Linked DNA regions of Homo sapiens: region 2 is linked to region 1. Evidence: read pairs that join two places in POLR2A ChIA-PET (ENCODE). Cell type or tissue: MCF 10A. All regions are shown on one strand. Each heading gives the region's core, and the rest is flanking DNA. Links, peaks and the distances in the headings are about the cores only.

The links. ChIA-PET counts read pairs that join two places held together with the same protein. Peaks named below come from ENCODE experiments on the same cell type or tissue, not always from the same donor. Only the 100,000 strongest peaks of a DNase experiment are listed, where the experiment ranks them.
Region 2: POLR2A ChIA-PET joins it to region 1 with 5 read pairs; 1 of 35 experiments calls an interaction of 5 or more read pairs at or near these places.

What each region holds. Positions count from the first base shown.
Region 1 is chr2:46,643,024-46,648,863 of GRCh38, forward strand. LOC105374584 (a long non-coding RNA gene) reads left to right here. Exons shown (of 2, transcript XR_940058.3): 2 at 4,992-5,840. Among named protein-coding and RNA genes, the nearest start is that of CRIPT, 29 kb to the left of the region's middle. In MCF 10A, for the core only: no CTCF peak of the experiment used is centred there; DNase peaks (open chromatin) are centred at 1,128, 2,828 and 5,298.
Region 2 is chr2:46,330,027-46,335,866 of GRCh38, forward strand. All of the region lies in intron 1 of EPAS1 (endothelial PAS domain protein 1), which reads left to right. Among named protein-coding and RNA genes, the nearest start is that of EPAS1, 36 kb to the left of the region's middle. In MCF 10A, for the core only: no CTCF peak of the experiment used is centred there; DNase peaks (open chromatin) are centred at 1,895, 2,915, 4,145, 4,875 and 1 weaker place.

The DNA.
Region 1 (5,840 bases), core at 347-5,346:
CAGGAGACCAGGGTGTATTTCATCCCTTATCTTCAACTGCATAAGACAGACACTCCCAGAGCGGCTATTTTAGAGACCTCCCCCTGGGAATGCATTCCTTTCCCAGGGTTATTCCTTGCTGGGAAAAGAATTCAGTGATATTTCTCCTATTGGCTTTCTGCAGGAAGAGAAATATGACTCTGTTCTGCCTGGCCTCACAGGCAGTCAGACCTTATGGTTATCTCCCTTGTTCCCTGAAAATCACTGTTATCCTGTTCTTTTTTAGGATGCCCAGATTTCATATTATTCAAACATATGTGTTTTACAAACAATTTGTGCAGTTAATGCAATCATCACAGGGTCCTGAGGCGACATACATCCTCAGCTTACAAAGATGATGGGATTAAGAGATTAAAGTAAAGACAGGCATAGGAAATTATAAGAGTATTGATTGGGGAAGTGATAAATGTCCATGAAATCTTCACAGTTTATGTTCAGAGATTGCAGTAAAGACAGGCATAAGAAATTATAAAAGTATTAATTTGGGGAACTAATAGATGTCCGTGAAATCTTCACAATTTATGTTCTGCTGTGGCTTCAGCTGGTCCCTCCGTTTGGGGTCCCTGACTTCCCGCAACAGGAAACACTTTCATAATATTGCTTGTGCTTTTTCATTGAACACATCTTGTACAAGGCCCCCTAGAGGCTATTCCAGGCCTTGAGGCCACATGACCCTTCTGGCTGTGTCTCTGCCTGCATTTTCCCTCTTGCTTTCAGTTCAGATGACTGAAAGAGAACTAGGGCCCAGCTCCACTTTTCAAGACAGAGTGCAAGTTACACATAACTGAGTGGCCAACTATGGCAGGGGATAGGTTGTGGGGAGTGGTGGGGTGGGGGGCTTACAAAGCAATGTTTATTCAGCAGGGACCATGCATATGGCAGGAAAATGTACCTACCCAGCCCCAAATGAAACATTTGCTTAGTTAGAAAGGAAACTGGAACTTTTTGGTGTACAACCTTAACTTTTGAAATTGGTATCAGGTACAGAATCCCCATGTTACCTCACAAAGCCACAGTCCAGGTGAAAGTGTGAAAAGACTATGGGATTGGCTTACTGTGGTTATTCCTGTGGTTTATACCTCAAACTAACAATTCTCCCTGAATCCCACATCAAGTCTGCTGCCTGCTGAGTCATCTGGCCTCTTTGACAGCACCCATCAGTCTTTATAAAGGCTTCCTTATATAATATTTATAAAGAAAGGGGCTGGGCGCTGTGGCTCACACCTGTAATCCCAGCACTCTGGGAGGGCAAGGTGGGTGGATCATGAGGTCAGGAGATTGAGACCATCCTGGGTAATACGGTGAAACCCCGTCTCTACTAAAAATACAAAAAAATTAGCAGGGTGTGGTGGCAGGCACCTGTAGTCCCAGCTACTCAGGAGGCTGAGGCAGGAGAATGGCGTGAACACGGGAGGCAGAGCTTGCAGTGAGCCGAGATTGCACCACTGCACTCCAGCCTGGGAGACAGAGCAAGACTCTGTCTCAAAAAAAAAAAAAAAGGGGGGTGCAGTTTGCAGGCCAGTGGACTAATGCACCCTCACCATATAGCCCCACAGAAATTGGTCTGCCATGGAGCTCTAAAGAACTCATAATTTCTCCAAAAGGACCATCTTTCTACACCTATGCAATTGTTCAAGATCAAGGGTCAGCAAACTGTGGTCCACAGGCCAGTTGCATATTTATGCACATAAAGTTTTATTGGAACATAGCCATAGCCATTTATTCACATAGTGTGTATGGCTGCTTTTGTGTACAATGGCAGAGTTGCAAATCCTAAAATATTTACTGCTTGGCCCTTCAAGAAAAAGTTTCCTGACCCCTGTTTTAGTTAGTTCTGGAATGATGAGCATGTGTGGAAAATCCTCGGGTTGATGCAGAAGCTTAGTGGCTGCACAGTAGTGATACATTGTTTTCCCAGGCTATTTTATTGTTTCTTAATTTCTTAATCACTTTGTGGATTAAATTCATGGCCAGAAGTAACTCAGACATCTCTAAGGATTGTCCTATTGGCATAAGCTAAAGCACGTATTATTCTACATTCATGGATTAAAATATTAAGTAATTTGATCTAGATGATTGTTTACAGTTTAACGCAAATACACTTAGTCTGTTCTGATTATTTACTCAAGGATTATATTACTACATTCACTCAAGAATAATAGTATGTAATCATTTCCTGTGGGATCTGCAATGTTTGGGCCTTCCTTCAAATTCGGTTCTCTGATTTGTCTCCATGACATGGAGTTGGCCTTTAGGTTATGTGATTGAGGTTCCTCAAACAGGATGTTAATTTTCCACTCTTCGTGGCAGGAGAAATATAGTCTAATCTCATGATTTAGTGAGCCAAAGAGCTGTATCCCTTTTCACACTATCCTTCTTTTATAAAATAAATGTTAATTTTGTTTCTTTGTGCATCTTTTGGAACAAACTTGTATTTTCAAAGCCCTCACCCCATACTCAGGTGAGCATACTTTCTAAGGCAGCCCATTTGGAACAAATGAGCTTTAGCCAAGAGTTTAATGATAAAAATATATTGCTTGCAAAAGCTCTAATTTAGCACTCTGGTGCCTCCTACATGGTTTTGCCAACAAACTCATCTTTGCCTGGAATATAGGCTCTTCGAAGGCAGCTGCCACTCTCTCTTCAAGATGTGAGGGGGAAGAGAGTTTGAGGCTTTTCATTGTGAAGGACCCTCCACCCCCGTGTTCCTCCTACAGGCTCCTGATTCACACAGCACAAGTTGAGAAACAGGGAAATGGAATCTTCTTGCCCAGGCATGTAGCAGCTAACTCCTTTGAATCCGAAAAATGTGTGTTCATAATCACCAAGTTTGAAATGCAGAGTCATCACTGCTGCTGGAAATCTGAGGCTGGTTCAGAGCCAGACCAGCTGCTCCTGGGGCCCTCTTCTACTTAAGAGGCAGTCTAGCCTGTGGCCTAGCCTGTTCAAGGTTGCTCTTTCCCCAGAGCCCTGGTACTCCCTCTGTCAAGTTTCCACTTATCTTTCTGGCCTATCCAGGAACCCTTCTCTGAGTTCTCAAGGACTGGCTAGGTGTCCTGCCTCACAGTCACCTACAACCTGCATTTTCCTCATCATAACTTTGAAATTGCTACTTTGCCTATCTTCGCATGGGCTCTTCCTCCAACTACACTGTGAGAGCCTTAAATCCAGAAACCATGTCTTTTTTTTTTTTTTTCAAAGAGAGTCTTAGATGAATTTGCCAGGACTAAAATACAGAGTTCCTTGTTCCCTGTATATAGCCCACTATAGAAATTCAATGGTTTTTGAATGAAAGGATAAATGAGTGAATGAAGGGACTTCGGATCTGGCTGGGGCAGAGACTGTGGAGCTAGAAACTTAGGTTGCTTTCCCTTTCTTCCCTTCCCATCCCTCCTCTTCCAAAACCCAAGTCTGACAGGCTGTGAAGCACCTCTATATACGACTGATGGAGCTTTAATTGTTCACCCAATCTTTAGAAAAGATCCTTTTAATTCAGCACTGTGCCCGAAGTCCAGGCACTTAGCTCTGGATGCCCGACTGCAGAAAATACCAACAGCCAGTAGAAAAACTGCACCAATGCTGGGGGTCCTATTTTAATTATTCTAGAAAAATTCACTTTTTGCTCAGTGTTTGGTTTCATTTGGGGCTGACCTCCTTTCTTGCAGGCCCTAGATTCGTGAAATCTATATTAATCAGCAGAATAATATTAGCCAATTCCTTACCTCGTTTTTCCTTCCCCTCATTTGGACAGCTAGCCTGGTTTGTACTCCTTATCTCAGAGATGAGATGTGATAATAAGAGGCAGAGAAATAAAAGTATGTTCCTGGCTTTTGGATTCAGAAGTTGCCCTTATGGGAAGGAAAAAACAAACAAATGTGGCATAGATAAAATATTTGGAAGAAAAGATAACAAGAGTAGAAAAGAGTTTCTTAGGGGGAGGAAGTGAATTCATGGGAAGGTACAGAGGGCAGAGATGTTTCTGGATCCTGTGTGCTACTTCACCCTGGGAAGGTGACACAATTGCAGATGTTTTTGTGAGACTTGGGAGCAGAAAAGACATGTTCTTTGCATCCTCAGTGAAGCCCCAGAGGAGAAATGGGTGCATAATGGGTCCCCACTGAAGAGAACGTAGGCAGATGTGCAAAGTTTCCCATGCCCCAGTGAGAAAGAAGCATGTCTCTTCATGCCCAAGAGCACATCAGAGAAATGGAGAGTGCTCCTGAATCCGAAAGGGTCACACAGACAAGAGTGAAGAATGTCTCAATAAATACCAGTGTGGAAGAATGATCTTGAGGACCACATCCTTCACTCTCTCTCCTTCCCCCCTCCCTTTCTGCACATCTTGCATCTCAGAAGCCCCCTCCCGGAAACTAGATACAACTCCAGGGGAAGGTGAGGTTGAAATCCACAAGTTCACTGAGATAAAGTTTCTGACAATGCAAAGAAAGGGAGGCTTGAAATCAAAATTAGTTTCTATTTCTTACATAAATGTCTGGACTAGAATTGTGTCCACTGCTCAGATCTTACTTATATTCAGGGATGACGTATCTCATGGAAGAACAGGGCTCAACGAGCCACTTAAATGTCTTCCTATCAAATGTTAAGGTTCTAGAAACCAAATGGTGGGTATATTATCCAACATATGCCGTGAAAGCAGAGCCAATCCTGGGGGAAAGCTTCTCTCCTAATGGTAAGGTGTCCATATCCTCTGCCCCAAGAACCAAGACAAGTGATCTGACAAGTGTGAAGACTGCTTTTCAACATGAAAAAGAGTTTTCTTAAACTCAAGCATGATATTGGCTCTACTTTGAATATCAGTTACGAAAATTCATAACGAGCTGAGGTATCTTCACTAACATTGCAAATTAATTTCTTGTATTCATCACAATGACATTTATGTGTATTTGAAAAGTAATCCATATGGATGAGCATATTTTTCATTCACTCTACAGACGGAACATGCACGCTGGTTTGCAGATCCCTTGCAGTGACTCTACAGCTCCCAGGAATCTGAGGTTCACAAGGTGAAACCTACCAGGCCAAACAATTTAAAATTGGTTTTGTTTTGAAAATCCAGTAAGTATGATGGCAATGTCTTGCAGAAATTCCTCTTTTAGTATTCCAGTCTGTGGGCTCTGGCAGAAGTAATAGTCTGCTGCAAACAGATCACTCTTTTTTGTTTGCAAAGTCTTCGTACCAGCTGAATCACAGCTTGCTTTTCACTTTTCGTAACACCTTGCAACATCGCAAAATATTTGCTGGAGTTTGTGAAGGGCGGCTGCAGAATTAGTAAACTGAAAGGAGGCCTTCCTTTACTCCCACCCCTGTCAGCACCTTCTGTTCTAGCAGACCGAAAGGCAGCTTGAGAACTCTGATTGCTTCTCTAGATTATGACAATTCTTGGCACCATCGCCCGGGGCAAGAATGGAAGCAAAGGAAACATTATGGAGTTTTGCAGGTGCCAGTACATAATATTGTCACTTTACAAAATTGAATTTATAAATGACTTCATGAAGGTGAGTTGCTATGGTAACCAGCCTTCTCAACTTTTATATCTGGAAGTAAGGATCATATGGCCCCTTCTGTTTGGGACTATGTATTCTGGGTTTAATGAATAACTACCCATCCTCTAACTTCTAGTTAACTAGGCTCATGGGATGCTAGACCAGGAAGCAACATTAGCAACCATCTCATTCCACCTCCTTCATTCATAGATGGGAACTGAGACACAGAGAAGTGGCACTACACAGCTAACGTGTGTCAGCCCTGAGCCTATGGTTTCTCACTTAGTTTTCTTTTTT
Region 2 (5,840 bases), core at 516-5,515, 310 kb before region 1:
GCTGAACATTCTGATTGAGGTTCCAGACCGTTTGTGATGCCACATGTTTGTTGTAACAGGCAGAATCATCAGTAATACTTTGTTTCTCTTTTCTTGAAACTTTCCCTCCAAGTTTCCATCTTAATGCTTTAAATCATGACAGAATCAAACAAGCTCTGTGCCCTCTGCCCCTGACCCCCGTGATGGCATGAGCTTCACCAAGCACCCCCATTCCCACAGAGATCTGGGATAAAAGGCTTTACAGAATCCAGAATCCAGCTCCGTTTCTGAGCTGTTATCGCTTCATAGCACAGGCTGTCTTTTTCTCTTCCTACACGTAGAGCTAGGCACACATAGATGGGTAGTGCACTGTCCCTGAACTGAGGCTCTCTCAAGTCCAGGCTACCTTCTGCCCAGCACCTACTTAGTGTAGCTTATCTTTTAAAATAAGCCATCCTGCAAAGAGCAGGGTTCCCAGTGGCCTTGAGGTTTGTCAGAAGTTCTCTAGAATTGGCAACTTAGCTGTGACCTCAGAAGTCTTGGCTCTGGCAAAGCAAGGTCTTTGCGCTAAAACAGGCTCAGTGCCCATGGAGATAATCACCTCTTGTAATATCCACACAATCATCTCATTGTCAAAGCACAAGGAATGCAAAAATAGAAGAAATGCCACAATAGGGTTGCCCCATGGTTCAGCTAAACCAGGATTCTGCTTCCGGCTGAGGGCACCTTGGGACACCTTAGGAGGGATGGTCCCAAGCATTGTTCTGGAGTTCAGCCCCTGTTGGCAAGACCTGTCCTCCTACAACCATAGCCTCACGGGGCCTGATTTTGCCCCATCTTTTTGGGACTCCTTTACCACCTCCTTGTCCTGGCTAACTCTCCTTTGTCCTTAAATTCACAACTGGGGAAACCCTTGAGGAGTCTTTTTTTTTTTCCTCCCCATTTTGGGTTATGTCATCTTTCTTGCTCCCAGAGCACTTGCTCCTGACTTCTGTAGCAATGGCCTCAACACTATTGAGTGTGTAGTATTTCTTAGGCATGGTTCTCTGCATACATGTATATATTATTTATTCCTCACAGAGGCTCTGTAAGGCAGGCACTCATAGACGCTGAGGTTTAGAGAAACTTAAGTAACTTGCCCCAGGTCATAGAGTAAGTGTCCAAGTCCTCAAGCCCGGGCAGTCCTGCTGCATCTGCATGGCACATGCGCTTGGCCTGGTCTGCTCAGTGTGTCTCCCTGACTGGGCTGTCAGTTCCTGGAGGGTAGGGATCTGTCTTCCCTTCTCTATCCCCAGTGCCTGGCATGTAGTAGACACTCAGTAACTGTCAAATAAATGAAAGCCCTGGCTCATCAAACAAAGACCAGATGTGATTTAAATTCCAAGGAGCCATACTTTTTACAAAAATGCTAAAATGCCAAGAAGTACTTTTTCATTAAAACAAAACAAAACTGTTTTAGCTATGTAAGGGTGGCCTTTTAGAACTCTGACTGCTTTAGATCTTTCCTCTAGGTGGCATAGAGTTGTGGGGTTTGGCAGACCACCATGGGAAAAGAACAGATGCATTTGTCAGAATCTCTGTGGCCATCAGACGTCACTCCAATGAAGCCAAAGCTCCGAGGTTTAAAAATAATTAAGGGAAATAACTAAGCGGAGAGACAGAAAAGACCACTTCTTAGTTGATTCTGGAAAAATGAACCTTTTCTTTCTACCAACCGGCACCGAAATTCAGAGTATCCTGGACACAGCTGAGAGACTACTCAGGGAGAGCCACTGCAGTCACACCCCACCTCCACTTAGGTCTCCCTACACTCACTCTAATCTTCTAAATCGTTTAATCAGACACGGCGCTGCCTCTGAGGCTTCAGGACTTTCAGGCTGTTTTTTTTTCCCCGGGCTTAAAGTCTTTCTCTGCTGCTGACTCACATGTTAATTATTGCTTTGCATAAAGTAGAATTAGCAGTGCTCCTGCACTCACCTGCCTGCGTGTTATACAACTGTTTTATCTGCTGGACAGAACTGAGTGTGCAGGCCGGCCTGCCATGGTGTCACCAGCGGCCCTGTCTTCAGCTGCCAGGGCAATGAGCATCGCACAGAAACCAACCATTGCTTTAGAGGCTCTGGGGAAGAGGCTGTGGGGTGTGCTCTGCTTGTCCCAGGAAAAAGAGGGTTAAGTGCCAAGTTTTGACCAAAATCTTATAAGAATGGTCCAGGAGTTTCAGTTCCCTGTCACCTGTCAGTGTTAATGGACAGAACTGGTGTTTCACAGAAAAAAAAAAAAAAATACGTGTGTGTGTGTGTGTGTGTGTGTGTGTGTGTGTGTGTGTGTATCAACTTGTTTTCTCTTTGGCTGCTGGGCTGGATAATGAAGTAAAGATGACATTATCTCTAATAAAAGTGATTTGCAGAAATCACTGACGGGACCTCAGTAGCAGAGATTCGCCATTAGCAGGCTAGCCAGATAAGAGGGGCAGCTGGGTTCTGTTAACCCCCTCCTCGTCTGATGTGTGTCTTGCAGGGAAGTCAAAGGCGGAGGAGTAGAGTAGAGTGGACTTTTTGAAGTTTGGGCTAATGGACAGTGTTTTTTCCAAAGTGTGGGCTGTTCTTTAGCCCCACTTGCTGATCTTTAGGGATGTCATTAGGTTTTCATTTTTGTTTTGTTTCTTAGGATTTTTGTGTTAGTGGCTTTTTCCCCCTGGGGCTTGGCCCATTTTCTCACCTCTATGTTATATCACCAGAAGGGTGGAACCCTGGCCAAGCCCTGGCATCCTCTGCCAGAAATCTGAGTCCAAGCAGGGCACCTACACATGTGAGGTGAGGGCTCTGGGCCACGGGTGTTGGGCAACAGATTGTTCTGTAGTGTCGAGGAGGTGGGATCTGAGGCAGAAACCTCCCTGGCCTCTTAAGGATGGGACGGGTCAGGAGGGGAGGGGTCTGCCCTTGTCCGGACTTGTTCACCTGTGTCAGTGAGAGCTGACTAGCAGCTGGCTCACGAAACACACCCATGATGTGGACAGCGGGCACAGCCAGCTACTTCTGTGTGAAAACATCCTTAGTATACAGGGATTTGTTTCCTGGGGACAGTGAGGAGTCATGGGGTGTTAAGCAACCTAGTGATGAATATAGCCACCATCACTCGCCTTTATTAATCCACTTTCTACTGGAAGCACTAAAGCATTGGAACTCTGCAATACCCCCACAGCTGGGGGACCGTGACTGATTTAATCTTCATGCCAGCTCACCATACCATAACTGAAAGGGCTGTATGACACTATTATTGTTGGAGTAAGGTACTTTGATACATGAGAGGTTTGACATTTTGCCTGTGCCCTCAGAGAACCTTAAAACTAGGACTAACAAGGTGACGGTGCCTTGCAGTCAAGTAGCACAGATTGTCTAAGTGTTCCAGGCAGGAGTGAGGAGGAGACACCAGTGTAGGCTCGGTAAGATGCTCAGAAAAGCCTCTGTGGAGGTGGCAGGCCTATGTTGGCTCTCAAACTTTAGGGTTTAGAAGGTCAGAAAGGAAGAAGCACTTCAGGTGGAACAAATCAACTGGGGACATGGCTGGGCAGCAGAAAGGGGTGCGGAGTTTGGGGGTGGCAGGGCATAGTGTGGTCTGGCTGGAGTAAGCGTGGAGCTACAGGATCGTAGGAGCTAAGTTTGGAAAGGGCTGGGAGACCTCAAGGAGCACGTCCAGCTTGGACTTCATCATGAGGATGGTGGGGAGCAATTTTCATTTTAAAATGGGGGAGCGACAAGCTGAAAATGGTTTTGGGGAAAGAGTGGTGGGCTGGCGAGCTGTTCCTTGCCCCAAGATCTGACTCAAATTTTATTCTTGGTCAGTGGTAAAGAAAGTGAGGGGCAAGGGAAACAAACAGAAGATGGGGACTAAGGTCTGTGGAAATAAATAAAACACCACCAGAGCCAGAGGAGGCGTGTGCCCTGGGTGAAGTTTGTTTTTCATCCCATGGGTAACATTTATGAGTTACTGTTCAGCAAGAATGCCTTGCGGAGGTCTCTGTGGACTGAGCTGAGGCTCCAGCCTGTGGCAGCCCAGGAATTGCTGCCATATTTAGAGCTTCCAACAGAGGGTTTCATTTTCCTTGGCTTTGGTGCCAAGAAAAGAGGGGTTCTCACACTTGCTGTCCAGCAGGGCCAAAGCATGACCAGCAGGAGGAGCATGGAGGTTGGGTTCTGGCACTGCCCACCACCTGGCACCTCAGCCACTAATCAGACAACAGGCTAGGCAATTATCCGGGCATCTGACTTTAGCTACCTGTCCTTTTGTTTAAAGCCCTTTCGTGTGCTTGGCACCTTATGGATACTCAACAAGGTCTGTTTAATGAATGCGTTCTCCCCACCCAGATTCTCAATGCCTTGCTCCCTGTTCTCTAGCCTGTCTCCCGACCACTGGCACCTCTGCCCATTCCCAGTGTGTCTTTGTCATCCCTCTGCCATCCTGATTGCCTCCCTGTATCCTGCTCTTCTTTCAAAGCCAACCTCCAGCAGAGTTCTCCCTGTCTTCTCCAGCCTTGCAGGCTTTCTCCTCCCAAACTCCTACAGCCCTGACTGTTCAGCCCATTCTTCAGGACTTGGCTCTTCACCTCTCTGCAAGCTCCCTGAGGTCAGGCATAGTTGTTCCACATTTCATTCTACTGCTCACAGCCCCATCGTAGGAAGAGAGAATCATTAATATATATTGAATGAGCAGAGGGAATAAGCCATTGCTGGGGGAAAAATACAGTTTTATTTCCCAAATTGCTCAATGTTATTTGAGAGCATGATAATAAATTTGGAAAAGACTTTTAGCATTTCCTGTGGCTTTTGATGACTTCTTTACAAAGGAATGGAAATGTGCGCAGACATCTCACTTCTCATCAGAGCAAGAGAGGGCAGAATTGGGGGAAAGCAAGTGTTCGCGCTGTGGCATGAATCAGATCCCACAATACTAGACATGTGACCATGTGAACAGGCCTCAGATCAGGATTCTTTATAAAGGAAGCCCAGGACAGATTCTCTACCAGCTCTCTCCTCTTTCACTTTTCCTCTTTCTTTGCTTTCCTTTTTTTAATAGGGAGGGGAGAAGGGGTTATGAGGATGGGGGTAGGAGAGTGAGGGATCCCGTGCTTTCTCCCCCTTCTCTTGCTGTTTTGAAATACTTTAAATTCCAGGAACCAGAAGTTCTGGCAACATGTTGGGATTAGTAAGGCAGATCCTAGGATATTTCACTATTAGCATGTGATCAAGCATCAGTCCTGATTAAAAGTCTAAACAAATGTTTTCTTTGAAATTAAAGTGTCTGAAATAAAGAAGAGAGAACTGACCCTTAAAATCATATTCTGTACTTGAAAAGAGTTCTGACAACTGTCTGTCCCGGTTATGTGCACCCCCGCCCCCCACCCGCCTTTTTCCATCCAGAATGTTTGACGACACTGCCAGGGGAATTTCTGCCCCCTCCTTCCTGTATATACCCAGTGCTGGCCTCTGAGGCAGTCCAGCTCTGTTTTCTCATGACACAGTGATTATTTTTGGCATTGCAGATATTTTTTCTAATGTTATTACCCAGCCCCCTTCTTGGTTGCCTTTTGTGGAGCAATCTTTTGGGTAACTCCCTGTAAATTTGAGGGTTAATTTTAGTTCGGTGTGGTAGAGGAGGCAGTGGGAGAGAGGAGGAACGACTTCTACTCCGAAGCGCCCCACCCCCACCTTAAGAGGAGCCGGAGAGGTCCTCTCACGCCCTGCTCATGAAAGAGCTTGCTTTCACCAGCTCTGTGCTCACCATTCATCCTTTCTGCCGGCGGGCTTGAGGATATGGATATCCAGAGGTGACGCTGGGGGCTGCACCTCGGGGATGGCATCTTA